Regions from separate parts of the Homo sapiens genome. Here regions 2 and 3 are each linked to region 1. A link is a loop called in an ENCODE intact Hi-C map of the cell type or tissue named here. Cell type or tissue: mammary epithelial cell. All regions are shown on one strand. Each heading gives the region's core, and the rest is flanking DNA. Links, peaks and the distances in the headings are about the cores only. Region 1 has its middle 62 kb from the start of DLEU1-AS1. Region 2 has its middle 8.8 kb from the start of DLEU1-AS1. Region 3 has its middle 77 kb from the start of DLEU7-AS1.

Evidence for each region. Peaks named below come from ENCODE experiments on the same cell type or tissue, not always from the same donor. Only the 100,000 strongest peaks of a DNase experiment are listed, where the experiment ranks them.
Region 2: it touches region 1 in a loop (2.8-fold over the local background); 3 of 110 quality-filtered maps call a loop at or near these places.
Region 3: it touches region 1 in a loop (4-fold over the local background); 1 of 110 quality-filtered maps calls a loop at or near these places.

Annotation. Positions count from the first base shown.
Region 1 is chr13:50,583,507-50,594,498 of GRCh38, reverse strand. No RefSeq gene overlaps it. Among named protein-coding and RNA genes, the nearest start is that of DLEU1-AS1, 62 kb to the right of the region's middle. RefSeq lists a silencer at 1-22. In mammary epithelial cell, for the core only: no CTCF peak of the experiment used is centred there; DNase peaks (open chromatin) are centred at 4,648 and 5,128; H3K27ac peaks cover 835 bases.
Region 2 is chr13:50,530,766-50,541,757 of GRCh38, reverse strand. No RefSeq gene overlaps it. Among named protein-coding and RNA genes, the nearest start is that of DLEU1-AS1, 8.8 kb to the right of the region's middle. In mammary epithelial cell, for the core only: no CTCF peak of the experiment used is centred there; a DNase peak (open chromatin) is centred at 5,397.
Region 3 is chr13:50,725,148-50,736,139 of GRCh38, reverse strand. It overlaps a transcript of DLEU7 not described here. Among named protein-coding and RNA genes, the nearest start is that of DLEU7-AS1, 77 kb to the left of the region's middle. RefSeq lists an enhancer at 4,454-4,653. In mammary epithelial cell, for the core only: no CTCF peak of the experiment used is centred there; DNase peaks (open chromatin) are centred at 3,219, 3,929 and 4,559; H3K27ac peaks cover 2,520 bases.

The sequences.
Region 1 (10,992 bases), core at 3,136-7,135:
CTACCCCCAGCCTTCGCCTCCTCTGGGCCTCACCCCATGGGGCCCTCTTACTTGAAAATTAACCACAGGCTTAAAGTGAAAAGAGAAGAGGCCTACACTGGCCCAAAGCATAGGCAAGTGAAATAGACAGCAAATAGAGCCACAATAATGCAGGCACCTCTGCACTCGAATAATGCAGGCACCTCTGCACTCGAATCTTAGAATCTGTTCCCTCTCATGAAACTCAATTCCAGTTTTTTTGGCCTTTACTACGGTATATGTCACAAGATTGCCAAAATGTCAGATGGTTAACCACCTTTCATTCTGATTGCTGATTTGAAAAGTTTAAAGTTAATTGGGGATTTCAACAGAAGTCTTCTTTATCTTAAAGTATTTGAAACATTTATCTTTTCTTTGGAAATATAATAAATAGTCTTCAATACCAATATATTTACAACATACTTAATAACTAATCAAATTTTCTCTTTAATGACCTTTGCACTATGCACATGAGCAATGTCTTTAAAAACAAAACACACGCACAGGCATGCACACCCACAGAGCAAAACATGCTTTGAAAAAGGAAAGCAAGAGACAGGGAATAGACATGGTTAGGTGACTGTGCACACGGTTGTGCTTTCTGACTGAGACAAAAAACAAAATTGTTTTTAAGATATATATATTCTATTATTGTACTATGCACTAATGAAAGTTGCTATTGTTATAGATAGATACAAAAACTTAACACAAAACCCTTAGTAAGTGCTGAATTTAAAATGTTCAATGTTGCCTATCAATTTCCTGAGTCTCCTAAGACCTAAATCATATGGATAGCTTTTTGCCCTGCATCCTTTACTTCTTTCTCTTTCTTTAGAAAAATCAGAATAGATTATGCCACATATGGAGTTAAAAAAACACATAGTCTGAAGGAAAGTTGTCTGCAGAGAGAGAAAACAAATAAATAAATAAGTCTACAAATAAACCCAACAGCAAAAGCCACCACAAGTAAGTTGAAAGCAAGTCAACTAGAAAAAAATTGCAGATTGTATCACAAGGGATTCATTTCCTTTATACATAAAGAACTCTGACAAATCACTAAAAAAAACTTCAACAATCCAATGTAAAAAATGAGCAAAATAAATAAACGAACAGCTCACAGAAAATGAACTGAATGTAGCCATTTAAAGTATGAAAAGATGCTTACTCCTCTCAAATGGAAAGACTGAAAAAGAAGAATGTTGGGGGAATAAGCTTATGAGGGGTGAGAAGATATAAAACCTTTACAGAGGATAATTTAGCCAAATATGTCAAAATTGCAAATGCATTTACTCTTTGACCTAGAAATCCCAATTCTAGAAATTAATCCTATGTATGTTATTTTACAGGTGTGAAGTGACATACAACATTATTTACTACCACACTGTAATAGCAAAAAGTACTTTTAGAAATCCAAATGCCAGTCAACAAGGGTCTAGTTAAATGAATTACAGTTCAGCTCCACAATTTTTTATTTGAAACCCTGGGTTTTGATGTGGTTTGCATGTCAGAATGTTTTGAAATTTAGAAAGCTCATATGGGGCATTGAACCTTATATATCAGTCCTTGTATCAGTCTAAGTCACGTTTTGCCACCAAATGAGTTTGCTATTTGGTTCACAGAGGTTTGTTTTGTTTTGTTTTTAATTTTAGGAATTACAGACAGGAGATTGTAGGCATGCACATCCATACTACAGAATACCATACAGCTATAAATAAATGAAACCACAGTTTCTGCAGTGAACAATCTTTAAGATATACTGCTAAGTTACATTTTTTTAAAAAGATGTAAGCATTTATGTATAAATTGCATCACATAATAACGTCTTGGTCAATGATGAACTACATATATAATGATGCTCCCACAAGATTATAATGGAGCTGAAAAATTCCTATCTAGTGACATCATAGCCATTATGACATTGTAGTACAATGCATTACTCAGGTTTTTGTGGTAATGCTGGTGTATACCAACCTACTATGCTGGCCTTCTATAAAATATAACAAATGTGATTATGTACAGCATGTAATATCTGATAATGATAATAAATAACTATGTTACTGGCTTATGTATTTACTATACTACACTTTTTATCATTAGTCTACAGTGTAATTTTTCTATTTAAAAATAAAGCTACTATAAAACAGACTCAGACAGGTCCTGCAGGAGGTATGCAGAAGAAGGCCTTGTTATCATGGGAGATGACAGCTCCGTGTGTGTTATTGCCCCTGAAGACCTTCCAGTGGGACAAGATGTGGAGGTGGAAGAAATGTCCACCAGAAATGAAAAGGAAAAAAAATGTCCTTAAGAAATGAAAAAGTTTAAAAATTTTAAAAGTTGTAGTAAGTTAAGGTTAATTTATTATTGAAGATAATTTTTTAAAATAAATTTAGTGTAGCCTAAGTGTATAGTGTGTATACAAACTACAGTAGTACAATGTCCTAAGCCCTCAAAATCACTCACCACTCACTCATTGACTCACCTAGAGTAACTCCTAGTCCTGCAGGAGGGGGCTCTTTCTGCAGCTAGTCCTGCAGGTTCCATTCATGGTAAGGGTCCTGTATAGGTGTACTATGTTTTTATCTTTTATACTGTATTTATACTGTGCCTTTTCTATGTTTGATGTATAGAGATATGCAAGTACTTACCACTATGTTACAGTTGCCTACCATATTCAGTACAGTCACATGCTGTACAGTTTGTAACCTGGAAGCAACAAGCTACATCATATAGCCTGGATATGTAGTAGGCTACACCATCTAGGTCTGTGTAAGCACACTTTATGAGCTTACTGTAATTTTTCAAATTTATAAACTTTTTCATTTCTTAAAGACTTTTTGCTCAAGGAAATAGCCTAACAATGCATTTCTCAGGACATATTCCTATTATTAAGTGATGCATGACTATATGTGTTTGCTCATATAGGCTGGAAATGGCTCCAAAAAAAAACTGTATTTATTATTTCAGGAAATAGGAACTAGGAGTCATCTATGGACTATTGGTGGGAGGGAGACTTTTCACTATACATGCTTGCATATCCACACTATAAATAGATTACCTATTCAGAGTAAATGAATCACATTTACGCTTTCAGTTGCTAAATAAAGTATGTATATGGATTTCCAGTGGGATGATTAGGCATTATCCTCATAGGGATGTTCTGAGAGCCTTCATGGCATCCTATTAAGTACCAACTATGGGCCAGGCACTGAGCTAGGTGCATTGCCCAGATTACAGCTGGTCATGTGAGGTAAGCATTAATATGCCCATTTTACAGATAGGAAAACCAAGGTTCAGATAGAACCACACAGTAATAAGTGGTAGAGCTGATATTCATACCCAAGTCTGCCTGAGCCTGAATTCTATGACATTAAAGAACATTTCAAAAATAAGAAATAGGTGATTCTCTCTAGAGAATGTGTACAAGGTGTGACTAGAAAGTGAGCCTTTTATGGAACACAATTCTTGGGATGTTTGAGCTTCTGCTCTTCTCTGACTTCGCTGGCATGGCTCAGGCTATGGCTCCAGGGAAGCCCACAGAGCAAGAGCTCTGTGCCCCGGGCGAGGGCTGGAGAGGCAAACTCCTCCATGACAAAGAGTAGACGCCAGCCGGGGCATGGAGTCCAATGTGGGCTCCTGCTGTAGACAAGCAGTGTGGTTGGAGAATGCACTGTCCTCTTCTCCAGATTGTTCATAAGCACTGGCTGGAGAGGAAGTGGTGGGAAGGGTACAAATGGGTTTCTCTATTGAGGGAAATCTAGCTGCAGAAAGAGTCCCCTTCTGGTCTCAAGTACTGTATATTTGAAACTATAGTTTGAAATTCATCAGAATCCACAAATATCAATTCCATTTGACTTTTCAGTCTTTATTCACTTTGTTCCATGATGGGGAGAAACAAAGGGGGACAGTTCAGCCACTCTTCTCAGAATTGAGTACCTAGTAGAGGTCTGAACCCATTCATTTGGGAAAGACTGATGGAGTCAGTGTCTGCTCTAAAACTTATGGGATCGATCCCTTCCCAGAACCCCAAGAGCCCACACATCTCCCAGTCATTCTCCCGTTCTCACCCACCAGGAATGAACGCCAGGTGGGAGTTTTTGAGTTAAGCTGATCTTTAGCCAATGACCCCAGAAGAATTAAGGAAGAAGTAGTGAGTTCTAACAATACACATAGACTTTGAAGCTAGAGTTCTAGGGTGACCAGTTGTCTCCATTTGTCCTGGAACTGTCTTGATTTTAGTACTGAAAGTCCCACAGCCCAGAAAACCCAACAATCCTGGACAAATCAGGACTGTTGATCGCCTTGTCTAGGTTTCGATTCTAGCTCCACCACTTATCAGCTATGTAACCTTGAACAAGTTACTTGACCATATCTCCATTTCTCCATGTGTAAGATAGGGAGAAAAATAGTACCTGTCTCATAGGGTTGTTATGAAGATTAATGAATATTTGCAAAGTGCTTAGAACAGTGCTTACGAAGAGCTCTATAAGTGTTGGTTAAAATAAATTATGTTAAACTTTGTTGAGTCTCATTGTCATTATTTATAACCAGTCTGTAACACAAAGCAATGAACACTCTTAAACTGTATGACTGTGCCGGTTGAGACACAAGACAGTTATCTGGTAACTCAATATGCTATGAAATCAGGGCTGGAGGCCAGCAATCCTTTTGCCCCAGTTCAGCCCACCCTGCCCTGTGTAACTCAGCCAAGCTTCTGATCCTTGCTGGTTCACACCTCTTGCCCTAACTGACTGACACATAGTAGGCTCCCAATAAACATTTATTAAATGAATGCATAACTTTTTCTCACACAGGCCTATCCAGGATTGGTGGAAGCAGTTTGTATTTTTTTGCTTTCTGTTATTCTTTGCAAAGGAATGTGGCTAAGTTTTCGAGGTACTACTTACCTATGATGAGATTTCCTGAGACTATAAAATGAAGCAACAGCAGAGAAGAGAGAAGGCTTCTCTTCTTTGGCAGTTATTTATGGCCCTGGATCTGTGGGTAGCCTGAACACAGAAATGCATATCTTAGTCATAAATTGGTCAGCATTCTGGAAATCTGAAGCCTTGAGATATTAGTAGGTTGGCTTTCAAGCTGCTTCTGCAGAGGTCTGCACAGAAATTCACATGTACACACTCAGTCACTTCCCTGCCTGCCTGTGCACCCTGGCCTGTATTCTGGGAACCTGCCAGGACACACAGGCCTGTCTGCCTGCAGGGTTCCACCCCAGCTGAGTCCTGAGTCAATGGTGGGGCTGGTAGCTGAACCACAGACCTCAAGATGCTCAGGCAAGCCCTGCAAAAGTCTCTGTTCCTGCACTGCATAACAAGCTTCATAGGTTTTTTTGGCTAAAAGGTATTTAAATGGAATCATTTTTTTCCATATTACTTTGAAAAGTTTATTTCATCAACCATGAAAATGTTTAATCATATTATTGGAGGTTTTAAGAAAACTCACCATGTTGAAGACGTTTCTTTTTTACTCATTTGAGGTAAAGAACACAATGATATTTAACTTTCCTCAAGGGGCACAGCAACTTAGACTTGAGATGAGCAATGCTTTAGGAATCACAGGGCATGAATGAGCCAAACAAGGAAAGAAAAGTCTACCCCTGACAGACTCAGGGGTCTACCCACTGAGTACCCCCGCGCCAGTGTAAAGTAATGTGTTGGGTTCAGTTTGAGTGATGGGTCTAATAAAATAGATTGGGGCCCACTGCCTAGCCAGCTTGCAAAGCCACTGATGCTCCACTAGGAGAGCACGTACCATGTTTGCTCCCCAAAGCTGACTCGTTCTAGAACTAGCACAGCCCTTCCCCCAGAGAGCCACATTCCCTTTAGGGGGCAGACATTTGGATAGAAAAGCCGTAGGAACACCTAGAAGGCTGGGTCTGGGGAGCTGGCCTCCAGCCTCTCCTTTCATCCAGCAGAAAGCACCTCTCTCTGACAGTTTTCACCCCCATCAACAAAATCAGACTGCTCTAAGCTGCAGTCCCGGGCAGGCCTGCCCTAACACCTTCTAGCAGGCCTAGGGAAGAGTATAAATGGAGGTCTGCCTAGCACAGGTCTAGATTTGTAAAAGTTACACAGAAGCTCACAAATCATTAAATATGCTTGCTCCTCTATATTGATAAATATATCCAGAAGGCTGAGGACCCATTTAGAATTCAGACTCCTCACAGTTCTGCAGCAGAACGTCAGAGCTTCTGGAAAACTGGATGCTATCACTTAGGTCCCAGCCTATGACCCATCCTCCTGTCCTTTCCTCCCTGGCTCTGTCCAACATCAGTTCTCACTTCCATGAACTGCCCACACAGTTCCTCCCACGCACTGCCCACACAGACTGCCTTGGCCACCCCTTGATGGAATACACTAGATTGCACCTGGGTGTGGGAGGGCCTTGGCTGTTTGGGTAGCCACCGAGGGGCAGTCTAGGGGGCAGTGCAGGCAGGCCGAGGGAAGCCGAGCTGAATCCCCTAAAGAACAGGGCCCAGGCTGGGACTCATGCCTGGGCCGTTAGCACCAAAAAGCAGATCCAAGGCAAACAACCAGCAAAGGCGAGGAAAAGGTCAGGACTGCTGAGTTTCTTGGTGATGGGGCAACTTTTGTTTGCGTGAACTGGGAGGAGGTAGGGAGAGGATGGGAAAGGGGAACCAAAAGGTCTGAGTGATGCGCCACCCAAGGGGTGAGAGTGAAAGAAGCCGAGCATTTGCCTTCAAGATGAATCAGGGTCAACTATTTGGGAGTTGGCGTGGACTGAAAATGGTGGATCAAAATTTATCTCTGGAGATATCCCCTGCCTTTCCCAAACACAATGTCAAAGAAAGGTCAGACATTAAAGTAACCACAAGGAACCTAAAAATATGGTCTTCATAGCTGTAAGACTTTGAAGAGCTTTTCTTTTTAAATGAAGGGGGATGGGAGTGGCATCTTAATCAAGCAGCCTTTCGAAGTCCTAACGGTTTTCAGGTTTTCTCAAGACCTTCCTATAAAACCAAAAGACACAGATGAATTTATTTTACAAATTTAAGCACATATGGGAGAAAAACAGCACAAAAAGCCTGAGGTTTGGTGACAAAAAGAAATCAAGAACAAAGTAGCAGGAGAGAAGTCTTTTAGAGTTTTTCAGACAAAGAGGAACTGGCCGAACATGATGCAGAGAGGAAGGCGGTCTCAGAGCAGCCTCTTGAGACTCTATAATGCAAACATTCTGTTTATTTAACAACTTTGTTCCCAGAAGTTCAAATTCTCACTCTGCCTACATTCAATTCTGTCCGTATTCTACAAGGCAACTGGTATTTCTTCACACCTCTTGCCCTGCTGGGAGAATCACAAAAGACCCGTCCTCTCTCTTCTCTGTGCCCTGGATCTTGTAGCCATATCCAGTAGGGTTTTGAGACCTGGGGAGGATAGACGACTATGAGAATGAGATCAATAAAGCAGCCAGGCTTGGGTGTGGAGGTTAACAGAGTGTGAGGGGATTGAAGGAAGAGACAAAAATTACTTTTGTCACCAATGAGAAGTTTTAGACTCCAAGAGGTTTAATAACTTGTCCTAAAGCAAGCGTGGAAGCCAGAAAGTCTGCAGACCCCCAAATGCCAAACCCTGCTCCACGCAGCAGGATCCAAGCACAGCCCAGTTACCCTCATCCCCGCACAGGGCAGAGAACCAGAGCACAGAAGATGACAATACCCAGAGGAAATCTGAAAAGCAGCATGAAGGTAATTACAGATTGGAAGGAAACTTATTCCAAAGACTTAGAGCTATATAACCTGGCCCAGCGACTGCATTGCTAAAAGGAAACACAATAGTGGTGGATATGAAATGAACATTCAAAAGGCATAAACAAAGGCTTAGGCTACTCCAAGGGAAACATAAATTCAGTGATGTGATGGAAAATATAGGCTTGATTTGAGGAGAATTACTATATTGGGAAGATCTATTAATCTGTTGATAGTCTCTCAAAGAAAGTGATGGCAGCTTGCTAGCTTGCTTCATTTAAAGTCAGTCTGTATGAGGAGCTGGAAAATACATTTCGGGGAGCGGGACTGAGCAGCGGGAGAGGGATGGGTTGCCCTCATAAATCTTGTTCATTTTTCATCTTGATGATTTTTCTCTCCCGTTTCCTCCCATTCTCTTTGTATTCTCATCCAAATGCCCCTCAGAACAACAAAATCCTCTCCCATGGAAATTTCTTCCTAGGCTAAGGGAAGGGAGGTGCTGCCCCATGGACTGGGATTGTGAGTGGGGTGGATAATTGGTCTGTTTCACTCAGGTCCTGCAAGGCCAACAAAAGGGGGGTTTGCCCCATGGGTTATCTTCCTCTGCTGGCCTGGCTTCTCTGTGCTCAAGTGGGGCCTGTGTCTCCCCTGCTTGGTACCCAAGGACTAAACCTTTAAGATGCCAGCTCTTAAAATCAGGAGTCGAAACCCCAGTACAGAGGGCTGAGATGATCCAGGTGAGCTAAGACACCTTTTCAGCTCTGGTCAGGAGACTGAGCGACAGCCTTTCACACCCTTACAGCAGGAGTGTGACAATTTCCCTAATGCTTTTTCAAGGGCTTTCATTTTTATCCAAATAGCTTCTAGCATTGCCAAGTAAAAGGAGAGGTGTTGCTATTGTCCAAACTATAAGCGAACAGCACAGTCTTATGTGAATCCAATTGAACGAGAGTTTTGCTGGAAGGTCCAAATAGCAAACCACTTTTTCCAGATGTCACAAAGCCTGAGGTCTGTGTGAAGGAAAACGCAGTGCTCTGGACTTTTCATCTGGTATATCTGTGGAAAGACCCCTTAAAGAAAATGTTTACTTCACACTCAAGCTGCTCTGAGCTCTGAGGGTGCCCCAACAGCCCCTTGATTTAGTATTTCAGAAACACACTCTTGTGTGAGAGGCGAAATTATCCTGGGAAAAAATGGGACTTGGACCCTAGGTTTTATTTGCTGAAATAAAGATTGCAGAAATAGATAGGGACAGAGAAAATGGTTTTGAAATATGTTCCTTGTTATAACCCTGTTGCCAGCACTTAAATAAAAGGGGGTTTAAAGAAGTAAATCCCTGCTCGGCATCCCAGGGGAGCAATTCTGTCTTAGGGATCTTTGCTGACACAGCTGATGCATACTCAAGACATCTGCAGGATGAAGTGCTCTGTGGCTAAAAGTAGAAGAGAATCCACTAAGAAATAGCCACACCGTGTGGAAGCGAAACCTCATCAAGCTGTGCAAATGTGGCTCGTGGAGAACCTAGCCTGATTTCCTGGATTTACACAGTACGCAGTATAAATCATAAAACCCAAAGAACGAATTAGACTTTTAATCATAAAATATTAGCATAAAAAGGCCGAAAGCTGACACCAGCTTTGTTCTCCGAGGCACACAAAGGGCTCCCTTAGCCTTCCCACCTTGACTCACTCACATTCCTTGTCTACCACTCTGTCCCAAGTCCCTGTCCTCTGCCTGTCTCCCAAGCCCAGTTTATCAGACTAAACGTGTGTCCATTGTCAGAAAGCTAGCTTTGTTCCATTCCTTCTAAGTGGGTACATACACTTACCATCCACTGGGGTTCCTACATGTTCCAACGGGTTAGGGGCACCTTGTTCATGGATAAGTAAATTGGCTTCTGGGAAGCTCAGCTTATTATGCAGTATCTCTGGCATTTCAGAGGTTGGGGAGCTTGGGTTCTTACTGTCACTTCTGGCTCTTATTCCTGCTCCTGAATTCCCTAGTGTCACTTCTGGCTCTTATTCCTGCTTCTGAATTCCCTTTCTCTTGTCTATTTCTTACCTCTGGAATGTGCCATCTCTTCTCTGTACTACATGACCTTACACTGAATATCCTACCCATCTACCCCAAAGCTACAGACTTTTACTGAAGGTTGGGGATTGCTATGGTGTGAACGTATGTATCCCCCACAAATTCATATGTTGGAACCTAAGACGCAGCGTGATAGTATTAGGAGGTAAGGCCTTTGACAGGTGATTAGGCCATGAGGGCTCTGTCCTCATGGATGGGATTAGTGCCTTATAAAGGGCCCTAGCCAGGCCCTCTTGCCCTTCCACCATGTTCTGTGTAAGGACACAGCATTTGTTCCCTCCAGAGGATGCAGCGACAAGGCACCACCTCGAAAGTGAAAAGTGATCCTTCATCAGACAGAATCTGAAGATGCCTGGATCTTGGACTTCCCAGCCACCAGAATTGTGAAAAATAAGTTTCCATCATTTATAAATTTCACAGTTTAAGGTATTTTGTTATAGCAGCAGGAATGAACTAAGACAGGCTTTATGAAGTCAGACAAGCAACTGCAATGCAAAACAGCACAGAAAACAATGAAAATTAGGCACGAGATGCCTAAATTTCCATTCTCACAGCTGACATAATCATTATCCATCCCAGACTGTTTCTGCCTCTTTCCTTTGTTTCTCTCTATTCACTTGCTCTCATCTTCTCTATTTGCACCCATTCTCAAATTTCCAATCTTCTCCCTCTTGGTTTCAACAAGGAAATTTTAAAATATTCTAACCTTAGTATACACAGCGAGATACTGTTTTAGGCAATAGAGCTAGACTGCCTAAGTTGAAACCCCAGCTTCATCACTTCCTTGCTGTCCAGCCTTGGGCAAATCACCTAACCTTTCTGTGCCTCGGTTTCTCATTTGGAATAAGAAGAGTACCTACTTCAGAGAGCTTTTGTGAGGATTAAATGAGTTAATATTTTTAAAGCACTGGAATCATATCTGAAATCAGATTTCAATAAGTGTTAGTTACTATTATATCATTTATTTCACCTCAATATCTTCCTGACTACACTCTTGTTGCTTTTTTGCAATCAAATGGTCAAAACAAAAATAATAGTTTATTCTCTAGGAAGAATTTGTTTAATAATTTTGATATAAATTTTTCTGCTTCCTGGATGGGTAGCCACAAACTTTTAGGAAGCCAGAGAAGAGGTGGGCACTTCTGGGAGACTTCCTGAATAAT
Region 2 (10,992 bases), core at 2,918-6,917, 53 kb after region 1:
GTCTCTTGGAACAGTGCTTGGCATGCAGTAAGCATCCAATAAAGGTCAGTCATCATTATGATTGTTAATTTTCTTTTTCTTTCTTTTTTTTTTTTTTAAGACAGAGTTTTCCTCTGTCGCCCAGGCTAGAGCGGAGTGGCACGATCTTGGTTCACTGCAACCTCCGCCTCACGGGTTCAAGCGATTCTCCTGCCTCAGCCTCTCAAGTAGCTGGGATTACAGGCGCCCACCACCACACCCAGCTAATTTTTGTAATTTTAGTGAAGACGGGGTTTCACCATCTTGGCCATGCTGGTCTCGAACTCCTGACCTTGTGATCCACCCACCTTGGCCTCCCAAAGTGCTGTGATTACAGGCATGAGCCACCGTACCTGGCCATCATTGTTATTTTTCAATTACATTAATATTGGTTGTAGTATTCTCCTGCTAGGTTGTTAGGCAGACACTGTGATAGAGGGTCACAGAAGAGTGAAGCGGTTCTATATGTATTATAGTATCTCCTTAGTAGGCCACAGTGCCATTAAACCCTTAACCATGCTATGTAGCTTAGAAAATAAAACCACTAAGTAAGAGTATAAAAACTTTATTTTAGCCCCAGTTCTTCTATGCATTTGCTATGTCATTTTGGATAAGCCAATTGCTAGGATCACCAGACAAAAATACAGAATGCTCAGCTAAATGTAAATTTCATATAAGTAATATATTTTTAGTACAGTATAAGTATGCCTTATGCAAATGATAAAAAGTTATTCATTATTTACATGAAATTCAAATTTTGCTAGAAGACTTGCATTGTAATTTGTTAAATCTGGCAGTCCTGAGCTTCAATCTCTTTATAGATAAAATAATGATACTGAATTAGGTCAGTGTTTTCCTAACCCTACAGAACATTTTCTAGGAGACATGTTTTAATAAAAAGAATTCATTCTCCAATTAATTAGGGAAATGCAACAAGTTGTTGCCCCCTTTTAGAAATTTAGAGTATAAAGTAGTATATTGAATGTTACAAAAACCCCAGCAGTAAATAAACCTGCTTGACTTTGTTTAAGCCACATTCACTCAAAGTATTTCTTCTGTCCCTTTGCATTTATAAACATCTCTAGAACACCTTTTGGGAAATGAAAGACTAGATGATACCTAAGGATGTTTCCAATTCTAAAAGTTTAGGATTCTAAGGATCCAAGATTGAATTATGCAGTCTTAAAGTACCCCCCAAGAAACAAAATGTAAGCATTAATAATCTACTTAGTACAAGGTGTCATCCATACAGACAAAATTTCTGAGTAGAATTCAATACCTGGTCTTGACTAGAGCAGGTGGTGCTACCAGAAACTGAGAATAATAATCTTTTCACTCCACCTATTCAGCACTCAACATAGTATCAAATACAGACAACTAAATAGTGTTGAGCATTTGTTTGACTGTAATGTCTATCAAAGTGACATTGCATTCAGTCAGCATTGTTTAGAGAAGGAGTAATGGCTCAGCTGACTCCACTTTTCATCAAGGTTGCCAGGTGAGTTAAACTAAATTCTGTTCTTATTAGTTCAATATAAGTTCAATAAACAGTGGCTCATTTAGGTGTGATTAAGAGGGAATTTCAGAATTCTTTAAAAAATTCATTAAAAAAATAGAACTTGAAGTGATGTCAGTGAAAATGATGAAGTAATGACTTCTGAAAATCCTCTCCCCCATAAAAGCAATGAGAAAACCAGCAAAAATTGTCAGAGTTAACTTTTTCAGAAGTCTGGAAAGGAACCAAAAGCTTGCAGCAATCCAGAGAGTGTTTATTCAGAAAAATGGCTGAATCTCAGTAAGTACAGAGAGTTTTGTGGCATTTTAACTTGTCCTATTCCAATCCACTCTACCTTCTCCAGCTCTACAGTAGATATAAAATAAACAACCCACAATCACAATGAAAAGCAAAAGCATTGTAGTCACTGGAAAGGGCAAAACAAGGTTGGAGCTTCTTTGAATCCCCATTCCCAGAAAATTAAAATTATTTGACCTTTCTGGAAGTTCCCTGGAAGACCCTACTTAAAAGGTTGTCCTTATAAGATCTGCTTCAAAAGTCATCTAATGCAAACAGCCTTTTCCTCTGGAGCATTTGTTGAAAACAATCTGTTGAATATTGCAGCTCCCTGAAGAAGTGAGACACAGTTGATACAAACAATAGACTAACCAAAAGGCTTCAAAGGAAAATCTGAGATGTTCATGGGGAACTTTGAAAAGCTGACATATTCCTGGGAATCTAAAAGGCTACATGCATATGTGGAGCCATGTGCAAGTTCAGGACTATGCGTATTGTCAGGAAAAACAGACAATGCCCTGTGCTCTCAGTTCTGGCTAAACTTGAAGCTTTGTATAAGCAGGAAGTAAAGGCTAAGACAGAATTGTCAAGTTCTTGACTTAGTGTCAAAGCCATGCTCCAAAATGTACACAGAACCTCTCAGCAAAAACTTTAGTACTTATTTCTTCCAGGCATGTAAAATACTTTCTCTCTGATCATTAGCTGACCACTGAGCAGAAATTTCAGTGGCTACTCATAACAATAACAACAACAAATACAGGCTTTGTATTTAGTTCAGAAACCACTACCACCAGCAAGAATTAGTTCAGAAAACCACTACCACCAGAAACCCTAGAAGAAGGAAAGTCTGATTTTCAGTGCCACATCAAATTATTTTAAATACCCAGGAAAAAAATAGGACATGCAAAGACAGATAATAGTCTATATACAGAAAAAATAGAGTAAGCAACAGAAATTATCCACAAGAAAATACAGCCGTTGGACTTACTAGACATAGACTTTAAGTCAGAAATTTAAAAAACGGTCAAAGAACCAAGGAAACTATATCTAAATAATTATGGTAAGTATGAGAATGATATTTCAGCAAATGGAGGATATCAATAAAGAGATAATTATAAAAATGAACTGAATAGAAATTCTGGAGTTGAAAAATAAATAATTGAAATAAAAATTTACTATAAGGGCTCAACAGCAGATTTCAGCAAGCAGACAAAAGAATCAGTAAATTTTAAGACAGGTCCATTGAGATTATCCACTCTAGGTAATAGAAATAAAGAGAATTAAAAAAAATAAGCAGAGACTCAGAGATAATCAAGCCTAAAAACATGCATAAATGTAGTCTCAGACGTCAAGGATAAAGAGAAAGGGGGAAAAAATTAAAAATAATGACTGAAAACTTTCCAAATTGGAAGGAAAATGTTATACTATATATCCAAGAAGCTCAACGAACTCCAAGTATGATAAAGTCAAAGAGATCTACAACTAGATACATCATAATAAAACTGTTGAAGGACAAAGAAAGAATCTTGAAACCTGAAAGAAAGAAACTACTCATCAGGTCAATGGATTCTCAATAAAAATAACAAATAATTTCTCATCAGAAACCATGGAAGCCAGAAGCAATGGAATTATATACTCTAAGTGTTAAAAAAAAAAAATGTCAACCAAGATGTCGACCTAGAATTTTATATCCAGCAAAAGTATTCTTCAAAATAGTGAAGTTAAGACATTCCTAATAAACAGCTGAGAGGATTTATCACTAGCAGGCTGCTCTACAAGAAATACTCAAGATAGGCCAGTCATAGTGGCTCATGTCTGTGATCGCAGCACTTTGGGAGGCCGAGGCGCGTGGATCACCCGAGGTCAGGAGTTCAAGACCAGCCTGACCAACATGGAGAAACCCCATCCTACTAAAAATACAAAAATTAGCCAGGCATGGTGGCACATGCCTGTAATTCTAGCTACTGAGGAAGCTGAGGCAGGAGAATCGCTTCAACCCTGGAGGCAGAGGTTGTAGTGAGCTGAGATCACACCATTGCACTCCAGCCTGGGTGACAAGAGTGAAACTCCATCTCAAAAAAAAATAAAATAAAATAAATACTAAAGATAGTCCTTCACACTAAAGTCAAAGAACACTAGACAGTGACTCAAATTCAAATAAAGAAAATAAAGAGCATTAGAAAAAGTAACTACATATACAAGACAGTATAAATGTATTTTTTTATTTGTAACTCTGATTTTTCTAACTTATTATTTCAAACCCTCTTAAAGCAATAATTATGAATTTGTGTTGTGAGTATATGTTATATAAATCTAATTTGTATTACAGTAACAGCACAAAATTTTGCTGCTGAAATTTTAAATATAGTAAAAAAACTAAGGAAAATGAAGTTAAGATATTTCTAATAAACAACTGAAAGGATATATCACTAGCAGACTGCTCTACAAGAAATACTAAAGATAATCCTTCAGACTAAAGTAAATTTAGTAAATAATAGCACAAAGGAGGCAGAAGGAAATAGAGCTATACAAATGCAAAATTTTTATATACTATTGAAATTAAGTTTATTTTAATCTGAACAAGATTGTTACAAATTAAGACAACTGAAAAAACTTGTGGACTGGCATGTCAGCAAGATAGCTGTCTAGACTTGCCTGGTATTCATCTTCCCCAGCAAAAAGGGACCAAAACAATGAATAAACAACTGTATTTTCACTAGCATGAATGAGGAAGTACACTGGAGAGCACCAGGAAAATTGCAAAATCCTTGTGGAACACAGAAACCCAGGATAGCACCATAGACAAGAGAGTGAAGAACCCTATTTCAGCCATACTGTTTTCCCTGTTGAGATCAGCTCAAAGCCAGGATGAACTTCTTATGGGGAGAGGGTAAGCTACAACTGCCCAGCAGTCCTCGTTACTGCTGCAGATGCCTGTGTTCTTTGCTACAGGAGAGGTAGATAGTCCTCACATGTCCTAAACCAGTTAGGAGAGTTGCCTAGAGTTCATGTAACTGCATTGCCTCAAAACAGGAGCCCATTTTGTGCACACACACACACCCCACTCCCCACACCAAAGCTGTATGACACAGTGCCATCTCGAAACTGGACCCACTACTAGAGTGAGTCCTGCCCTGGGATCCAGTAGCCACTATTTTTCTGTATCCCTGAAGTCATGCCATCATTCCAGTATGCTCGCTTGAGTGGCTGCATCACCACTATCCTAGCTGCTTGGAGCCTATTGCTGTGTGGAATGGCTAAGATTTTGGTGTTCAAACACATAGAGCACCCCACCCACAAGGGAATAGGTGGACTTGCACAATATGGAAGATGACACACAGCTGGACAGTCTGATATACCTACACACTTGGCCTGCCAGCCAGCCCAGCAACCCCTACCCCCACCCCACCTCGCCCAGCAAAACCATATCACTGCCATCACAAACCAACAGCCTAGGCCACTGAAACAATTGCAGACACTATAAATGAGGATTGCAGCTGAATAAAATGCAGAGACCATGCTACTGAGTCCATCTAAAACCAAAGCCAACACACCACACTTAAACAACATCCTATGACTCATGTGCAGGAAACAGTCTCTCCCTCTGAAAACTACTCCACCAAATTTGAAAAGATGACTGTTCCACTGGTATGCACAGATATCAACAAAGGAACACACACACACACACACACACACACACACACACACACACAGAAAAAGTAAGGAAACACGACACGTCTAAAGGAGCAAAATAATTCTCCAGTAACAGAATCCAAAGAAAAGAACAAAATTCCAGAAAGGGAATTTAAAATAATGATCTTAAGAAACTCAGTGAGATACAAGAGAATACAGCCAATATTCAATACAATTCAATGAAATTAGGAAAACAACAGAGATTGATATCATGAGAAGAACCAAACGAAAATCTTGACACTGATGAGTGCCTTGAATGAAATAAAAATACAATTGAGAGTTTCAACAACAGACTAAATCAAACAGAATAAAGAATTTCTGAACTTTAAGATAGTTCTTTTGAAATAACTCAGAGGTAAGACAAATAAGAATAAAAAGAATGAAGAAATCCTATGGGACCTACAGGACATCATTAAGCCAACAAATATTCATATTGTAACAATGCCAGAGGGAGAAGAGATGAAGATAGGCACAGAAAACCTATTTAATTAAATAATAGCTGAAAACTTCCCAAGTCTTAGGAGAGATATAAACACCCAGATTCAGGAAACTCAAAGGTCCCTAATTAGATTCAACCCCCAAAAAATTCTCTTTGAGGCACATTATAAACAAACTGCCAGACTCTAAATAAACCTATAACAAATACAGAAATTGAATTCATAATCAAAAAACTTCCCACAAAGAAAAGCCTATGACCAGATGTACTCACTGGCAAATTCTACCAAATGTTTCAAAAACAAGTAAGTGCAATCTTTTGCAAACTCTTTCAAAAATAGAAGAGGTGGGACTATTTCCCATCTTATTCTATAAGATCAGTGTTGCTCTGATATCAGACCCAGACAAAAATATCCCAAGTAAGGATACTTCCAGAACAATATCCCTTATAAATATAAATGCCAAAAAAAACCTCAAAAAATACTAGAACACTTAATTCAGTGTGCAACATTTTAAAAAGAATTGTACCAAATGATCAAATGGAATTTATCAATGGAATGCAAGGTTGGTTTGATATACCAAAATTTTTCTATGTCATATACCATGTTAATAAAGAAAGACTAAAATTACAGAATCATCTCAAAAGATGCAGAAAAATAATTTGTCTGAATCTATAATAAAAATGATTTCATGATGAAACACTCAATAAATGGGATGAAAGGGAACTTCCTCTACTTGGTAAACAACATCAGAGTAAAATGCACAGCTAATATCATGCTTAATGCCGAAATCCTGGAATCTTTCCCACTAAGACCAGGAAATGAATGTTCTTTCTAGCCTCTCCTATTCAACACTGTATTGGAGTCTCTAGCCAGAGCAATTAGTGAAGAAAAATAAATAAAGGCAGCCAAATTGAAAAGGAAGAAGTAAATCTATCTCTTTGCCAATGACATTATATAGAAAATTTTAAGGAATTCACGAAAGTCTAATAAGCCAGTTTAGCAAGGTTAAAGGATACAGGAGAAATACAGAATACTCAATTGTATTTTCATACACCAGCAATGAACAACCAGTAAATAAAATTAAAATAATTTCATTTATAACAGCTTTAAGAATAAAATAATTAGGAATAAATTTAACAAAATAATTCCAAGACTAGCATACTAAAAACTATAAAATGTTATTGAAAGAAACTAAAGAAGACTTAAATAACTGGAAATACATCTTGGGTTCACGGATTGGAACACTTAATATTGTTAAGATAACAAACTCCTTGAATTCGTCTAGAGTTTTTGCACTGTCTCCATCAAAATTCCAGCTGCCTTTTTTGTATAAATGTATAAGCTAATACTGAACCTCATGTGGAAATGCAAGGGGTCCAGAATAACAAAAATAATCTGAAAAAAAAAACCCAAAGTTAAAGAACTAACACTTACTGATTTTGATATCTACAGCACAAAGCTACAGCAATAAAGATTGTACAGTAGTGGCATAGGATAGTCATATTTATCAATGGAATAGGATTGAGAGTCTGAAAATAAACTCATACATTTATGGTCAACTGATTTTTGACAAGAATGTCCGAACAGTTCAAAGGAGGAAACAATAGTCTTTTAAACAAATGGTGCTGCAAAAATGGGAGATACACATATACACATATAAAAGAATGAAATTGGATTCCTATCTCTTACCCTATACAAAAACTAACACAGAATGTATCAAAGACCTAAATGTGAAAGCTAAAAGCATAAAACTCTTAGAAGAAATCACAGCTGTAAAATTTGTGACCTCAGATTTAGGCAATGGTTTGTTAGATACGACACCAAAAGACAAGCAAAAAAAGAAAAAAATAGATAAACTGGACTTTATCAAAATAAAAAACTTGTACTTCAAAAGATAATATAAAGAAGTGAAAAGCCAACCCACAGAATGGGAGAAAATATTTACAAATCATGTACTGTTAAAGGTCTAGGATCCAGAATATATTTAAAAACTATTACAACTCAACAATAAAAACATAAATTATCCAATTAAAACATAGGCACAGGATTTGAGTAGACATTTCTCTAAAGAAGATATACAAATATCTTGTATACACATGAAAAGATGCTTGATATTATTAGTCATTAGAGAATGCAAATCAAAACCATAATGAGATAACACTTCATATCTACTAGGATAGCTACAATAAAAGGCAACAATTAAGTATTAGTTTAAATAAGGAAAGACCAGAACTGTCATACAATGCTGGTGAAATATTAAAATGATAGTTACTTTGGAAAACAGTTGGGCAGTTTCTAAACATAAAGTTACAATCTAATTCAGCAATTTTATCCCTAAGTATCTACCCAGGAGAATTAAAAACATATAACAAAAACTTACAAGTAAATATTCCTAACAGCGTTAATTATTATAGCCTAAAAGTGAAAACAACCCAAAGATTTATTAATTGATGAACAGATAAACAAAATATAGTATATTAAAACCATGTAATATTATTCAATCATAAAAGAAATGAAGTTCTGGTATATGCCATGACGTGGATAAATCTTGAAAACATGTCTAAAGTAGGCAAATCCATTGTAGAGGCAGAAGTAAACTTCCTTTCTGCCCTTTCTGAAGGTTCACTGAAATAAAGTGACAATAGACAGATTAACATGAGAAAAAGTTTACACATTAATTAATATGCATAATCATGGGAGCCATACAAAACATGAGACTCAAAAAAGGGCCATATGGTTAAGGTTTAAATGTCCTCCTCATAGGGGAGAGAAAACTTGGGAGCTGTAACAAATTTTAGAAGGGTAGTAAGTGATTTTCAGAGGAAATGAATGCACCCAGGAGGCAAATATTATTTTGTAAATAATTATCTTAGGAAACTGAATGGGACTGGCAAGTTAAGGGAAGGAGAGGGGTGGAACTGCCTTGTGAACAAAGGTTGTCTTAGTATGTAGAAAAAGTCTCCTAGGTAATCTCTCCAACCTGCCCTCAAAAGAATAGATGAAAAGTCTAACTGCATGTAGTGATGACTTTTATAGTCTTTTCTTCTCTCAGGTGGGTAATCTTTCTGGATTATTTCATGAGATTCCTGGAGAGTGAGTCTTCAGACAATTGCATGTCTTTTGAGAAGTTTCCTTAGTTAGATAAGGAAATTCCAGACAGAGTCCCTCCTTGCTCTTGGAGTCAGGGGAGAAGAAACAAAAGAGGGTTAAAATGTTTTGGGTTCTGAGACAGCTTCTAAGGTACTCCATCTTCATTTAATTCAAAGTGTTCAGTATGCCAAAGCACCATTGTGTGGGGTATCATTTTCTTAGACCCAACACCATAAATACTAAGAGTAGTTTAGTGGTTACCAGGGATGGCGGAAAGAAGTAATCAAGGGTTACTGATAATGAGCATAGGTTTTCTTTTGGGGGTGACAGAAATATTCTGGTATTAGATCATGGTGACATTTGCACAACTCTGTGAATATACTTAAAAGCCACTGAATTGTACCCTTTAAACGGACGACTAGTGTATGTCAGTTATATCTCAATTAAAAACAAAGTCTAGAACTTGACATATCATTCCAAATACTCAAATTAGACGAGTCTGCTTCTAAGGTAAATAAGTGGAAAGTGGTCACAAGATAAGAACAGAGGCTATTAGGAGATGAGGAAAATCAGGAATGAGAAGTAGGAAGCCAACTCTTCATAATTTTTTAGGTGAGCAGCAGAGGGAGCCCTTGATAGCAAAGAAAATTACAAAACTAATGTTTATACTTCTGATCATAAAGTTAATACAGCCTTTTTACAGAAAATTTGAAAAAGTGCCACATAAAGGTAATAAAAACCCACTAATCATTCCACCATCCTAAGAACCACTATTAACATTTCATCGACACAAATCCTTCCAGTCTTTTTTCTGTATGTGTACATATATGCATGTACGTACATATATAGCCAAGCCCACCCACAGCTCTCCTGTACATGCAACTTTGCCGTTACATTTTTCACTTCATGTTACCTTTTATATTTTTTCTAAAGCCTTAAATATTCCTGAGAATGTGGTTTGCCATGCCTACAGATGAGCTGTCAGTAATTAAACCTATTTTTAGAATTTTTCAGTCACAAGTAACCCTGCAATAAACATCCTTATACCTAAATCCTTGTATTTCCTAAAAATATATCCGAAGTAAGGATAGATTCCTTAAGAAGGAATTATTAGGTCAAATATTGTTTACAGCTTTAAGTCTTTGAATACATACATATTGCCAACATTTCTAACCAGAAAATTTAAAAGATTGTTATACTTCCACCAGCAGTGGATGAGATTTTCCTTTATCTTGAACTTTTACCCAACTATGTAATTATCAAAGTTTTTTGAAATTTAAAATATTTGCTAATTTAATGGACAGAAATTTGTGTCTTTTAAAATTATTTTTAAATAAATAGTGAGCCTGAAATTTTTTCATGATTTATTGTCTAATTTTTTTCTGCTCGTACAAATTCCTTTTTTGTGAATATTGAAAATTTTTCTGCTTAGGATATTTATCTTCTAATCATTGACTTCGGAAGCTCTTCACATATTAACCATGTTAACCTTTGTCTTCTATTTTGCCCTTTTTTCAAGTTATTCTTTGCCTTATGTTTCTTTATCATGAGTTTTGATGTATATGTTTATAATTTTTATGTAAAAACATTCTGTTTTCTCTTTTATAGATTCTTCCTCTACCTTTTTGTTTAAAAAGTGCTTCCATACATTGAGAGTTGATAGATACTTATCATAATTTCTTTTACTCATTTGTGTTTTCATATTTTAAAATTTATTTAATTCATCCAGAATTTATTTAGGGATATGATTTGGGTCTCCTCCTTCCCTTAAAAACTGAATTAATTTCCCCAGCACTATTCACTGGCATAATCTTTCATTTCCTTCCCTAATTTGAAGTGTCTTCATCAAATACTAAATTCTTATATGTATTTGAGTGTGTTTGGGGACTCTATTCTCTTCTCTCTGTCTAGTTGTATACCAATATCATGTTATTAAAGCTTTATAACAGGTTTTTAACACCT
Region 3 (10,992 bases), core at 2,867-6,866, 140 kb before region 1:
TTTTCTTTATCCAGTCTACCATGGATGGGTATTTAGATTGATTCTTCGTCTTTGCTATTGTTAATAGTATTGCAATTAACGTACACACGCATGTATTTTCATGATAGAACTATTTATATTCCTTTGGGTATACATACAGTGATGAGATTCCTGGGTTGAATGGCAGTCCTGTTTTTAGCTATTCGAGGAATAGCCACACTGCTTTCCACAATGGTTAAACTAATTTACACTCCCACCAACAGTGTAGAAGCATTCCTTTTTCTCTGCAACCTTGCCAGCATCTGTTATTTTTTGACGTTTTAGTAATAATCATGCCGACTGATGTGAGGCGGTATTCATTGTAGTTTTGATTTTCGTTTCTCTAACGATTGGTGATATTGAGCTTTTTTCATATGCTTGTTGACAGCATGGATGTCTTATTTTGAAAAGTGTTTGTTCATGTCCTTTGCCCACTTTTTAATGAGGTTGTTTTTTTCTTGTAAATGTGTTTAAGTTCCTTATAGATACTGGATATTAGATTTTGTTAGATGCATAGTTTATAATATTTTCATTTTTTCATATATTTTCTATTTTTTCTTGTAATTTCTTTTCTGAGACATAATTATAATATTTAGAAATTTGCTATTTAATTTCCAAATATTTGGGGGTTTTCTATCTTGTTGATTTCTAATTTAATTCCATAGTATACAAAGAGTGAATTTGGTACAATTTTATATTGTTTAATTTATTGAGACTTGCTTTATGGCCAAGTATATAGTCTCCCTTGGTGAACATGTACTCTTGAAAGGAATGTTTATTGTGCTGTTGCTTGATGAAGTACTCTATAAATATCAACTAGGGTAAGATGGTTGATAGTGTTACTCATATGTTTTATGTCTTTACTGAATTCTTGTCTAACTGCTCTACCATTGTTTGAGAGAAGGATGTTAAATTCTTTGAGTATGATTGTGGTATTGTCTATTTCTTCCTTTAATTCTTTCAATATTTGCTCCAGGTATTTTGAAACTCTGTTATTATACATACACATTTATAACTAAAAATCTTCCTGGAGAATTGGGTATTTTATCATTATGAAATGTCCCTTTTTACTTTGGCATTATTCTTTGTCCTGAGGTCTACTTCGCCTGATGTTAATATAGTCATGACAGCTCTCTTAAGATTTACTGTTTGCATGGTATGTATCCTTCTATTCATTTACTGTTAATCTACCTGTCTCTTTAAAGTTTATCTCTTATAGATAGGGGTAGGTATGCCTTATCTTTATTTTGTTTGAAGTTTATTACTCTTCCTTAAGTTGTAAAACTATATATTTCTCCAAATTTTAGACATTGTTGCATATTATTTCTTCAAATACTTTTCTACCCTATTATTTTCTTCTAGGATTCCAGTAGTATGCATGGCAGACTTTTAGATATTAACCACCAGTCCCTGGGACTTCATTGTTGTTCTTCCTTTACTTCGTCCTCATCTTCTTCCTATTTTTATCTTTTTTCTCTCTGTTCTTCAGATTGGGTATTTTTAATCTATCTTTAAGGTCATAGGTTTTTCTAAATGTTAATATTCCCTTTTTTCTCTAAATGATCACAATTTGAGTGTGCTTTGGCTCCCAAAGGAAATGAAATAACTGATCTTTATTTTTGGGGAGATGGGTGTATTAGTTGGAGATGGGATTAGCTACAGAATGGAAATAACAAAAAACTAGATCATTAAGTTTTAAAAATCTTATTTTGAGGGCCAATATGAGTAAAATTAGGTTACTCAGAGGACGATAAGGTGGAAAGCAGCCTTATTGAAGATTTTGAACATTTTCTGGAACTTCAAAGGTTAGTAGTACCAGTTCTCTATCAGGTCTAATTTCACATTAAAACATACGTTTTTTCTTTAGTTCACTGCTTTTATTCTAAGTGGTCAAGATTTGAATACACTTTTGGTTCTCAAAAGATATAGAGTGACTTGCCTTGATTTGTTTCTGGCAGGAGTAGAAGAGCAGGACTCCTAATTTGCGGAGCCTAGTGCAAAAGAAAAATGTGGAACTCCTTGTTCAAAAATTATTCAGAACTTCCAGACAGTGACAGACAGCATTACATCAAGTTTGATGTCCTCTGAGCACAGGACCCTGTGTGACTGTACAAACTGCACATCAATGAAGCCAGAGAGTGCGGTAATACAGCTTGGAGCTTTCAGCATTGGAATCAATATATCAGAGTCGGAATCCCAGACTTGCTACTTGCTACTTAGGTGATGTTAAGGAGGTTGTATTTTCTCTACGGCCTTTAGTGTCCTTATCTGCAAAATGAGTCTATCCTAGGTTTGTTGTGAGGCTTTAATGATAGTTATATAAAATGCCTACCTAGTAAATGTGTGATACTTAACAGTCAAAGCGGAAGTTACTATTATTATTTTGTTAAGTGGGCTTTATTAGAAGGAAAAACTGTGGAAGGAGAATTGTTAGATCAGAAAGAGAATGTCTCTAGTGTGATCAACTAAAGATTGAGAGATATGAGACAGGAAATGTGTGTGTGTGGGTGTGGGCAGGTAGGGGACAGAGTTGAGGAGTTGGGTGCCCCCCTTAACGAGTGGGGAGAAGCTGGTGGGGAGATAGATCCCTTGCATCAGTCTCTGGGTGGTGTTATGAGTCCAGAAGAACTTGGATGTATTCTAAACATACAGGTAAGATCCGTGAATCCACCAGGCATTCCTCTAAGCAGAATTTTTGAAAAGCTGCTGAATACTGAAAGAGTATGGATAGTAATTCTAAACTTCCTAGTAGGTGCAGGACATTCAATTCATCTAGGGAGAAATATGAGGACATTTGGTTTGTGTGCAATAATCTAAAACATTGGTTCTCAGGCTGGTTAAAAATGAGAATCACCTGAGGAGCTTTCAAATCCATTGATGCTCTGGCTCCACCAGACATAAATTCTGATGTATTTGCTCTGGGTTGAGGCTTGAGCATCATCACTGTTTTTAAAACGCTTTCTCAGATGGTTCTAATATGCAGACAAGTGCTGAGAACCACTTATCTAAAACAATGGCATGCTGTTGAGATCTTCTATTTCCCTCTGACAAAAAGAAAAGGTAGTCAACTGTGTGTGTGTGAGTGCGCATACATGCGTGTGCGTTTGATAACCAGCAGATTAAGCAGCAGTAAGGCACACACAAGTAGAAACCATCTGATGCCCTCAGGACATCACAGTGAGTGATGTTTTTTCTGGTCCACAGCCATATCTGCTCAGGGAGCCTCCTCTGCCACACTCTGGAAGCACTCTTGAGAAAGAGGCCCTTACATAAGTTACTATGCATACTGTGTTTCAACAGTGTTTGGCAGATGACAAAGGCTTGGGAAGTGTTAGTTGTTGTTACTACTGCTATTTTGTTAGGTCATCTAATAGAATTCATTTTGAATTTTAAAAAAAGGACTCAAAGAAATTTAACATAGTGTGATCATTTTTCCTTTGGGAGTTTAACTCATTCTTTCAAGTCTTGCATACCATTGAACATAAGCACATAAGCTTTTTTTTTTTTTTTTTTTTGAGATGGAGTCTCATACTGTTGCCTGGGCTGGAGTGCAGTGGCTCGATCTCGGCTCACTGCAACCTCCACCTCCTGGATTCAAGTGATTCTCCTGCCTCGACCTGAGTAGCTGGCATTACAGGTGCCTGCCACCATGCCTACCTAATTTTTTGTATTTTTATTAGACATGGGGTTTCACCATGTTGGCCAGGCTGGTCTCGAGCTCCTGACCTCATGATTAGCCCACCTCAGCCTCCCAAAGTGCTGGGATTACAGGCGTGAGCCACCATGCCCAGCTCGAACATGAGCTTTTTTTAAAAAGCAATACAGTAAGTGAGACGTGATGGAGATCACTAAAACATGGATGATGAATTATAAAAAGAAAACCTGTCCTAGCTTGTAGAAATGGATACTTGTGGTCTGGGATAAAATTTTCTGTGATAGTATTACATCTGTATTTAAAAATTGCTGTGTTATAGAAACGTGGGTGGCAGAGAAGATAGTTTTGGAAAACTGTTTTAAAAAATCAGAAAGGGTTTCCAGTGATGGCAAAGTTGCTGACAGCCAAGATGCACACGACACATGTGAACAGATTGTTTCATGAAATATCAGAGTAGAATAAAGCAATATTGCAAAGTATGAGTGTATATAATTTTCTTTTCAGTTTTATGCAATTAATATACATATGTGTAGATTAATAAATGGAATATTATAAGTAGATTTTTAACGATTTCACTTAGAGGCTTAAATATTTATATGTTCAAATTGGCAAAAAATGTTTTTAAAATTTTCTGTTTCAAAAAATAGGCATTGGCTTTGTAATTGGGAGGGACTTGTATTCAGGTGTGTAGATAATTAAGGAAAATGTAAGGAAAGGGACTAATTAGGAAGAAAGACAAAGACAAACAGCCTCCCTTTCCTTTGTTTATACTTCTTAGCAATTATCAGTGCAACATTTTAGAATAAGAAAATACTTCTAAGTCATTGAATTGTAGACTTGCCTGGGCTTGTTCTTGGGCCAGTGAGGTTTTTAGAAGAAAGCTCACTTCCTGCAGTAGCCATGGCAACTTCAACAATACAGGCCCTACCCTGCCAGCTCCAATCTGTCCAACAGATTCCCAGGGAGGAGAAATATGTTATCACAATAAGAGATGATTTCCAACTTTTAACATTTTTAAGTAGGATATTTATTGTTATTCAATTCATAAATCCACTCATCTTCAATCTCAGCTACCTACCACCTCAAAAACACATATACATGTTGCCAGTGGAGGGCCTTGACTACAAGTTGTCCAGGTTTTTGGCATTTTGAACCAAGAATTGGACAAAATGCACAAGCAAAGCAATGAAAGAATGAAGCAATGAAAGCACAGATTTATTGAAATGAAAGTACACTCCACTCAAGAGCACTGGTTACAGAATTTTCTGGGGTTTAAATACCCACTACAGGTTTCCCATTGGTTACTTGGTTACACTCTCCATAAATGAAGACTTGGCCGACGACCACTCTGGTCACAGGAGGTGACCAATCAGAGGCTGAAGTGAAGTTACAAAGTTAGACATGAAGACTTGGGCCACGACCTGTCTGATTGGTTGCAGGAGGGGACCAATCAGGGGTACTTTCCATTTTTCATCGGCTATGCAGTGTAAAAGGAGTAGCCTCTGATCCTTTTGTTATGTGGGTGTGGAGAGGTGGGGTTTTCCTTTTGATTAAGTTCTAGGAAGTCAGTGAATCAGCCATGGATTCCCTGTCTCCAGACTCTATTTATTCTCCTACCTCACACCCACACACAAACACACACACCTTCATTTGCTCCATCTTTTTTTATCTAATTCTCTCAAAGATAACCAACAGAATTTTGGTAATCTTGGGATGCAGAATTTTGGGATGCAGCCATTGAGTGAATTGCCCACAGATTTGAAGTTGTAAAATGCCTTTTCTGCCTGCCTGAAACACAACCACAGAAATTCCAGTTGCATGCCACACTCTGATTTAAAAACCAGGAGATTCCCTGGAAAGTATTTTTACTTCTATGTTCAAGGAAATATTCACCAGGATGGAGACCCCTCAGCAGAATCTAGAGGAAGCACTGCTCTCTGAGTTCACTTATCTTATATTTTTTCTACTATCTGCCCAGACAAACTCTTGAATTTGAAAGAAAAATTCTTAAACTTACTCAAAATATTTAACCAAATCAATCTGCTGGGCTTTTCTAATTGCAAGTGATAAGCAATGAGGGAAATATATTGCTCTCATTGTTTTAAATACTCTTTCTCTTACCTTTCCTCTGCTCTACCACAACCATTCTGCTTACATGGTTGACCCTTGAACAACATGGGTTTGAGTTGCTCAGATCTGCTTACTTGCAGATTTTTTTCAGTAAAAGTTACACTGAGTGTGCTGCCTCCCCTTCCACCTCTTCCAGCTCTGCCACCCCGAGACAGCAAGACCAACCCCTCCTCTGCCTCCTCCTCCGCAGCCTATTCAACATGAAGACAACAAGCATAAAGACCTTTATGATGATCCACTTCCACTTAATGAATAGTAAATATATTTTCGCTTATGATTTTCTTAATAACATTCTTTTTTTTTCTAGCTTACTCTATTGTAAGAATATGGTATATAACACATATAACATACTAAATATGTGTTAATTGAACTGTTTATGTTATCTGGAAGCCTTCTGCTCAAAAATAGACGATAAGTTAAGTTTCAGGGAGTCCAAAGTTATAGAACACACACAACCCCATTAAAAAGTGGGCACAGGACATGAACAGACACTTTTCAAAAGAAGATGTATGCGTGGCCAACAAGCATATGAAAAAATGCTCAACATCACTAATCATCAAAGAAATGCAAATCAAAACCACAATGAGATACCACCTCACAACAGTCAGAATGGTTATTATTAAAAAGTCAAAAAATAATAGATGCTGGCAAGGCTGCAGAGAAAAGAGAACACTTATACTCTGCTTACACACTGTATTATAAATTAGTTCAGCCACTGTGGAAAGCAGTTTGGTAATTTCTCAAAAAACTTAAAACAGAAGTACCATTTGATCCAGCAATCCCATTATTAGGTAAATACCTAAAGGAATAGAAATATTTCTACCATAAAGACACATGCACACAAATGATCATTGTGGCACTGTTCACAATAGCAAAGACATGGGGTCACCCTAGGTGCCCATCAATAGTAGACTGAATAAAAAAAATGTGGTACATATATATCATGGAATACTATGCAGCCATGAAAAAGAATAAGATATTGTCATTTGCAGCAACATGCATGGAGCTGGAGGTCACTATCCTAAGTGAACTGACAAAGGAACAGAAAACCAAATACTGCATGTTCTTTCTTATAAGTGGGAGCTAAGCACTTGAGTACACATAGACATAAAGGAGGGAATAACAAACACTTTAGCCTAATTGAGGGTGGAGGGTGGGAGGAGGGTGAGGATCTGAAAACTACCTATGGAGTACTATGCTTATTTTAATACATGGGTGATTAAATAATTTGTACACCAAACCCGTGAAACCAATGTACCTACGTGACAAACCTGCACATGTCTCTCTGAAACAAAAACAACAGACAAATAAATAAATAAATATATCTGATAGAATTCTGAAAAAAAAGTTATACAAAGATTTTCAACTGTGCAGGTGTGGGTGTCATTGCCCCAAACCTCACCCCTGTAAAGGGTCAACTGTATATTAAGGAGGGGAGACAGTGGTAAAGGAATACCCTTCAGTAGTGAGTATGATGTGCATATGAACAGGTGACATGATGACATAATTTTTATATTCCAGGCTTAGCATTTGAGAGAAATGTGTGCTATTTGTAAAGAAAAAAAAAGTCAATGGACACATGAACATCCTTAAAATGACTAAGTTATCACAAATGAATCTGAGAAAACAAACACTCCTGTTCTGTAATCTTTGGGGCAGGCAAAAGAAGAGCTGAGAAAGGCTGATGAAGTCAACTCTTGGTGGGTTCCTATGATGCACTTTCCCAAAGAGCTTGACCCTTCCCCATGGAGATTTAGTCCTATTAACCTCGCTGAAAAAAAAATAGGGCTTTCCTGGGAAAACACTTTTGGGGAGTGTAGCATACTTTATGTCCTTCTTGGAGATCTATAATGTACGTTCACTTATTAAAGCTTTTGAAAAGTTCTGCAGTAAAAACCTATTAAACTTTGTTTAACCTTGTGTTTAGATTTTAAATTCTAGAACTCATTTGAGCATAGAGATTCCTTTTGCACATAACTCCTATTAACATCACATAGGACCACTATTTCTTAGACTATATATATCTAGGGAACTGCAATGTTAGTCTATTATATTTCTTATTTGTCTTTAAAACAACTAGTTTCTTATCTGTAATTGGAAAAAGCTGCAGACACCCATTCCCACCCCCGACCAAAGCCCAACCTCATGTGATTACTTTACAACCTAAGGACTAGCTTCTTCCTGTCTCCTGAGAGGTGTTCCTGTGGCCAGGGCTGGAGCCAGAGGCCAAGAAGGTGACCCTGCCAGGTATGAACATCTGCAGCCTGAGGTGCACTTCAAAGTCTTGCTCTCAAAAAGTCAGGACTGCACCTTTCTCACCTGCAAGCTGTTAGAAATGCAAACTCTCAGGCACCACCCCAGATCTACTAAGAAAGAAACTTTATTTTCACCAGATTCCCAAGGTGACTTACCTGCAGTGATCCAGCACCCACAGGGGAGAAGCAGAGAGAAGGTGTCTCATTCTGGAAGAGGCTGGGGAGCCAGCTTGCCTGGCGTTGACACCGAGTGTTCATGCAGAATAACCCAAAGTCACAGCAGTGTGCAGCTCTGCACATCTTGAGGGTGTAATGGGGATCAGTGTAGGGTCCGAGAAAAGCCAGGAGGATAACTTGGAATCTCTTCAGGGAAGTGGAAGAGGACTGGCCCAGGGAACTGAGACCAACAGACACAGCAACCCTGGAGGTATTCCCAACGTGATTCCTTGGGAATCACAGGGAGCCCAGGCCTTAGGGGGATGTAGCTTCTCATGAGAGTCAGGTGAGAATGATGGGAGCAGCCCTTCACAGGTGTGGCACCTCAAACCAGCTGGTGTCAATGACCCCCACCTCCCAGATGAACAACTCGGTGGCAAAGAAAATACTGTGATTGCATGCAAATATGAAATCAGGCCTCATCCTGGATTACCTTCACATTCACTGAACAAATTAGTATTTGGTTGGAGCTTTTGTTAATTCTTCAGTCCTCACCCACTAAATGCATGCACACATGCTTACTAAAAACAGAGAAAAAAAAATACCTAGACCTCATACTTGTGAATAGCACAAGACGATTTTTCAATCTCTGCCTCTTCATACATTCGGAAACCTCCTTGCTCACACACACTCACACACACACACACACACGTATGCAAGAGCGTACAGAACTTCTTATTCTTTTTTTGGGTAACACTTAGCACATATTAAGGACAAAAAAGTCATAGACCTCGTAGAATTATAGTTTTTAGCATAGCAATGATTTTGTAGCTCAGAGGAGGTGGCTCTTCATTCCATTGCCTGCTATGAGTTTTGTCTCACATTGCTGGGCACCTCTAGCAGATATATGGTATGTGCAGTGCTTAAAACATTGCCCAGAAAAACATATAAAATTGAGGATATAAATAATTTCACCTTCCCCGTGCCCCCACTTTCCTCTTGCCTCTTGCTGATAAGAAAAAGATTAACTGGATTAATTGGCATGTGTCATCCAAGAATCTCAGTAAGTCTAGAAACATGAAGTCTCCAGGCTCAGTTATGAGTGGAGCTGGTTCCATCTTCATTTCCTGAGGCCCAGGAAGGTAGGGGGCATGGTCAAGGTCACAGCCCTAATTAGAAACTGCCACCTAGACTCATAGGTGCTCAGCCCACCCCCGAGGTGCACCCATGCCTGGAGAAATAAAAGGCATAGCCAGTGGGCTCTTAGAACGATGACACACATGAAAAGACCTCCCATGCGATCCACAAATTTCACTGCAGATGGGAAAACCTTTCAGAAAGTGTCTCAACCTATTTTTTTCAAACATTGTGAATTTTGGCAAAAACTTTTGTGATTTGAAAATGCAACGTTTACCCTTAATTTAAACCCTTGTGTATTTTCGAGGGAAATTTAAGTTAAAAAACATGTATTTCTGGTTAAATGGAAGCCTGTGTTCCGTGAAAGGAGGAGGCGGGAAAGTCAGGTGGCTGTTGCAGGCTGGTTCCCAGGGGGATTTGGGTAGAAGCTGTTGAAGTTGGAGAAGTAAACTGTCAGCTGAGGAGGGGTGGGTGGGGGAGCTAGAAAAACAGAAAAAGGAATGGGCATGTTGCCCTGGGGATGGTCAAAGGAGGCAAATCAACAAAGTGCTGAGGTGGAGAGGCCTGGCTGGGGATCTCATGAGTCTAATAGCACCCAGAGGTTGGCAAGGCCATGTTACCTAAGTGTCCTAAGGCCACAGGGCAGAAGTAGGGAAAGCAGTCATGTAGTTTGTTGACTATAATTTTCACCGTTACTTCTCCAAGACAGTGATAGGTCCCTTGAAGGCAGGAATCACACTGCATTGATCTTTGTATCCTTGAGGCCTGACATAATGCTTAGCTGCATACAAATGATGCTGCAAAAATAGATGATAAGTAAATGAGAAAAATAAGGTATTTCCAATCCAAACCACCAAAAGCTAATTAAGTCTAGACCAAGACCTTCATGATTAGAGTTATTTGTTAATAGTCATAGAATACCTCTTAAACTGGTAAAATAATTGTTTGACTTAGTGAAATAAAAAAAAAATCCACTGGTTGATGTAGTACAGAAAAATAAAATAAAATAGAAAAACTTCATCAAACTCTGTTCAGTTTAACAGTCAGATTAACCCAGCAGCTGAACCATGGCTGTAGGTGGACACGGCGTCTCCTTCCCCTCCCATGCCCCCGCTCCTGACCACTGCTTGATTTTCCTGCCTTCTCTTTGATTTTTAAAATCTACTAGCTCTTGATGAAAACATGAAATTATGCTACACGGGCTCACTTTTCATTCTGAATCTCATAGATAGCTAATTCCTTTGTAATCTCATAGATAGCTAATTCCACAAGCCCTAGGGGTGGAGCAGCTGCTGTCTGGGCTCAGACCTGAGGCAGACCTGGGCAGGAGCTCCATGCACACAGAGCCTGTCTTGACTAAAGGAGGGAAAAACCAAACCTCAGATCTTAAGCAGTGCACAGCCTCTCATCCTCCTACAATCTGGCAAAGTGGTGCACAAGTGCACATCACTAAGGATCAAAGCAGGTTAGAGCAGAAAGAGATTTCAGGGATTTCCTAATTTTGTCAATGAGCCCATTGACAAAATCACAGCCCATGACCACGTGGCTGGCTGGAGAAGATTGGGACCTGGATTCCCTTCTCTTTGGGTCAGTGGGCTTTCTTTTGCAGACACTTCATACTTGTGGCCAGTGGAGGCAAGG